Linked DNA regions of Homo sapiens: region 2 is linked to region 1. Evidence: chromatin loops called from intact Hi-C (ENCODE). Cell type or tissue: PC-3. All regions are shown on one strand.

Region 1 (2,500 bases):
CCATATTGCTACAGATGATTTAAAATGACTGCATCTATTTCTTTGAGAAAACAAACATAATTCATGTCATAAGATACACTTACCTAATCACTCTGGAGGTTAATGGTGGTGGTAGGGGTCACAGCCCAAAATGAACTAAAAGGTCAGGTATGTTTTAAGAAAGCAGTTCCTCTTTAATTACCCAAAGAATACATTTTTTAGGCATGAATTAAAGGCAATCCATTCTCTCTACCTCCCATTTCAAAACACAGTAAAGAAGCAGTCTCCCGCCCTTCCAGAAAGAAACACAGCAGACACATATAAGAAATTTGCTTTGGACCTGTCTTCAGAATTCAAAGCAAGAAGCAAAGCTGGTCCTGTAGAAATCCAGACCCCAGTAGCAGAATCATGTTGAACTTATTTTTAGCATTTTCTTAGATCCTTCTATGAAATTTCCCGGCTGATTACGCCTCCTCCACACATGAGTTCACTTACACAGTGTTTGCTACGGCAGTAGAGGTGATTTGGCTAGGCTCTGAGGATCACAAACAGCAACAGCATGCTGTAGCTTAAAGCCCACTCCGCTGGCAATACCATCACCATCGTCCACAGTGTGTTGCTTGAATCCCCTCTTACACACCGGAAAATACTAACTGTGGATGTGAAGGAAAGGAGCAACTTTAGCTGGGTTTCTGCATCAGTAAGAGCAGTTTGCAGATTGCTGATTTGGAGCTCATTCTGCCGGCAGCCGGGAATTCCTCAGCACCACGGACAGCGCCAACAACTGGCTTCTGAGCCCAGCTCTGTCGAAATCCCAGAGCTGCTTTAGACGAGGCTAGAGTGCTCTCCAAGCAGTCGCACTTTATACAGCGGATGCGCGCATTAGGAGGGGTAAAGACATTCTACGTGCGAGATATTTATTTGCATTGAAATTGCAATTAATTTTTTTTGTATAAAATTGTATACCTAACGCGTTCTTGGATGGGCTGCAGAGATGAAAGTTCCAGAAGAGGCTTGCATTTAGATTTAAGCCATCTGCAGTCCCCAATTATTATTAATAGATAAAGCATAATCATTGTCAAACAATCTGTGAAAACGTATGCTTGTCGATTCTATTTGACCCTTTGGTGGCAGAAAGACTTCCCTGGTGCTGCATGATTAAACTTCAGGTCTTCCTGCAGCTTGGATCTGATTTTTTTTTTTTTTTTTTAAAGTAGCCAGGTTTTCCTGCAGTTTGTTCTCTAACATTAAAAATCAATCTCCTGTAATTCATCTAGTCTGTCATTAGGCGTCATTGTAAAGCTGTTTCTTTCAAAACCCCTAGCAAAGATGCCGTGTCTCTAAATTCTTATCAAAATGAGAGAGAAAAAAGACCCTGACACAAATGGGTGAGCATAAAGTTATTTTTTTATTAGTAACAGTATGAGCACTAAAATATATGTCCAAAGCATGTTTTAAAGCAGACTGTAAATGTTACCTGCTGGCACATTTAACCAGTTCTTTGCTGGTTTGGGACTACAGGAGGCATTTTCAAGCCTTAAAGGGAATGCCCTCTGCAGCGGGATGTGCTGACGGTCAAGACCACGTTCGAACTGTGCCGTCAGAGCCTCCAGAAAAGAGAATCTCCCCGTCGTGAGAAAACACAACCGTGTGTGCCTCGTTTTCGTGGCCCATCAATTTGTGAATCTCCCCAGATTTAAGATCTAGCAAATGGATAACACCATTGCCACTTGCCTGAGCTAAAACTCGACCTGAGGGAGACAGAGAGGAGAGAGAGAGAGAATGAATCAAAGTTTTATTTCAAGTGTTCACAGTTTATAAGCAATGAAGCATTCTATTTTTTTCAATTATCATTCTGTGTTAGGGGTCAGTTATTAAATATGCAGTAGCTCCTGTAGGTATAAGAAATAAGTTGAGTCAAAATTAAGACACATCAATAATTAGGTTATAAAATTTTCTAATTGGGACATAGAGCCTAATGGTCTACCTCCTTTATATGCAGATTTCATCAAACATCCTACTATTCTTTTATATTTGTGATTAATAAAGCATTTCGAGGAGATGAGATTGAAAGCAACTATGCAAGGCAACTTTCTTTTTCAAATAAATTATATGTTAGAAAGTTTTAAAAGGCATAGCTTTCAAAATTTATGGAAAACATTTGTATTCTTCTTTAAACTTATTTATAATAATTATGCTAATCATTACTTACAACTCAATATACATTCCTGCTTTAAAAATTGTGATACTCATGAACTCAACAAATTTTTTTGAAGCTGAAGTGGAAATAAATACTTCCATTTCAAAATGACTTGAGAGTTTTTACTCTAGCTTAGAATTCAAATTTTGATAAATTAAATTTTTTTTACATAAGATGGCTAAATACAGCACAGGGTATTTGCATAATTTTTGTATCATATATTTTTTAGTGGCTCATTTCCTCAAAGTGAAAACAAATCAGGGATCCAATTTTAATTAATATTTTTATTAAGGAAGTCCAGTAACAAACTATCATGGGACT
Region 2 (2,500 bases), 1.2 Mb after region 1:
GTCAAAGCCTTGAACTTGATAGACTTGAACCAATTTGAAATAGAAAGTAGAGATAATTTTATCTCAATAGCTCTAATAATAAGGCTGAGGCATTCAGCACCAGCTGCAAGCTATTTTGCCGCTAATACCAACCATAAATACAAAGAATAGCAATACCTATAGAATAGTAGAGTTGACTGATGCCAGGCACCTAGACAAAATGCAATGTCGGAACTCTTTTAATCTTCCTGTAAACATGTTCCACCTTTGTTTATACCATTTCAGTTTAAATACAAAATTTTCAAATCACTTATTTAAATTTGGCTTTTTCTTGGCTCTAGTAGTGGATTAAATATAATGTATAGAGGAATCATAGAGTGTACCCTTTATGCCCAAATTACTTGGACTAAAAATGTCTTTGTAACAGATAAAAGACACTCCTAGTATGTTGAAGAAAATCACAAACATGTACACAAGATCAAATATAATAATTATCTTTCACTTTTTTGAGTTAAAGGAAAGCACAATAGCAAATAAAACAAAAACAGATAATCACCCTAGAATTGCTTCCAAATAATTCCTCTATCAATGCATTATTTCACACCATTAATCAACTATGAAAATCCTTGAAAGGCAGACTAGATCCCCAAGATTGAAGCAAAATGAAAATCCTAGAATTGCAAACCCTATTTTTTTGATTGGAACAAAAACAAAAATTGCAAAAGAAGATTGACATGCCTAATTGCTCCCGTGAAAGGAACAATAGCAAGTAGTTTTAGAGAAATGCTTAGAAATCCATTTGTGCCTGTCAATAATATCCACCTTTTCAAGCTGCTAATCCATTAGTCACTAATGGCTGACTTGGTATTAAGCTGGACAATACAAACAGCCCATTCATTGCAGGGAAAAGTAAAGAACTAAATTTTTGTTGTTGTTGCTATTATTGTTTTGCTTTTTTTAGGATAAAAAGTAGCAGTAAATGGATTTGGGATTGACAAAAAGAGCTGAGGGAGGTAATTTCAACAATTTGCAAGAAAATGTAAACACAGATAATCTTCCCCATAAAAATTAAGTTGACTCTAACTTTCATGATCACCGTTACGTTATACATGCAATACTATTAAAGAGGGATAAGAAATATCAAAGGTGAGTAAAGAGTTTTAGTATCTTTACCATGAAGAGATAGATTTTTCTTAGCATCATTTATGTAAAATGTTGTTCTGTTGTGCCAGCAAAAGCAATACAATATTTAAAATCAAATTACACATCGAAGAATTTTAGACAACCACAAGAGAGCAATTAACAGTAGAGGTGTGAAGGAAATTTTGTTCTTTTAAATGAAAGAGTGGCGAAAGAATAAAACCTTGGTGTCATTTCCAATGAATAGTGACTTCCAAGATTGATTCTTGGATGGTAGTCCTGCTTTAAAAGAAAAAATGTGCGTCTTTTGAGCTGAGCCCACTCTGACTCAGCACATTGTTAGAGAATAACAATAGTGCCATCTACTGTCAAATTATGGTATCACTTATTTCAAACTGACTTAAATAGGGGGTTCCATCCAATACTGTAAAAGAAATCTTAAAATTATATAAGTAATATTTATCTAAAATATTCAAGAAAATGAAGAGACTCTTTCCACATAGGCAAGAATTTCGTTCTGTGCTTTCTTCCACTAGTTATTCTTCATGCTCTTATATATTACTTAAAGCACTGTTTTACAAGCGTTATAAAAAATAAATTGAAAATGTACCTTACATGGCAGCAGTAAAGATTTCATGGATAATTTTGAATTAATTGTCCCGTATTTCTAAGTTTATTTTTTCATTAGTTTCCGGGCTGTTTCCTAAATCTAATTAGCAATGTAATTTTCCTTGTTAAATTTGGAGAATTTGTTTTGGGAGACAACTGCACAAAGCAAGATAGTAAAAGAAACATATAGATGTGTTTATAACATTATGGTATTGCTGCTAAGCACTGTCAATAATGAGTTTTAAACGGTAATTGTGAATCCCTAATGTACTTTATATATTAACTATCCTATAGAAGAAAGTTTGAAGTCACAGAATAAATAGACCCCATACATGTAATTCTAATTAAAAGGCATACAGATTAATTGCATTTGTTATGGAAGTCACGAAGACCTTATAGACCTAGACAATGGCAAAAATTAAACAGGCATAGAAGAAAGTAATAGGCTTTAAGTCAAAGAATATTTTTTAAAAAATATACAATATGACCAGAAGCAGTATACATGTTTGCTAAAGCTATTGATAGCATCATTTTTACAGTTGGGCAATTGATAAGGAAATTGGTTGGTTGCAATAGTTAAGCTTGGTTTTTAATTTAGAATCAAGAATACTCTACCATAGTTTTTAAAATGCAGGATATTTTTATGGACACCAAGTTACCAAGTGATTGTGCTGAGATTAGATGCGACTAGGCACACTCAGGGTGGCATGGCCACAGGCAATGTGAGTATTAGACCCCTGAAGTGGGCTCCAAACAACTTGCTTCTCATTTT

The links. Peaks named below come from ENCODE experiments on the same cell type or tissue, not always from the same donor. Only the 100,000 strongest peaks of a DNase experiment are listed, where the experiment ranks them.
Region 2: it touches region 1 in a loop (3-fold over the local background); 5 of 110 quality-filtered maps call a loop at or near these places.

The regions. Positions count from the first base shown.
Region 1 is chr2:214,409,370-214,411,869 of GRCh38, reverse strand. It overlaps SPAG16 (sperm associated antigen 16), which reads right to left. Exons shown (of 16, transcript NM_024532.5): 16 at 1,369-1,730. The coding sequence ends at 1,555. It overlaps VWC2L (von Willebrand factor C domain containing 2 like), which reads right to left and starts at 816. Exons shown (of 4, transcript NM_001080500.4): 1 at 84-816. In PC-3, a CTCF peak has its summit at 1,260; a DNase peak (open chromatin) is centred at 769.
Region 2 is chr2:213,250,711-213,253,210 of GRCh38, reverse strand. No RefSeq gene overlaps it. Among named protein-coding and RNA genes, the nearest start is that of SPAG16-DT, 32 kb to the left of the region's middle. RefSeq lists an enhancer at 1,535-1,584. In PC-3, a CTCF peak has its summit at 1,465 (motif pointing left); a DNase peak (open chromatin) is centred at 1,450; H3K4me3 peaks cover 510 bases.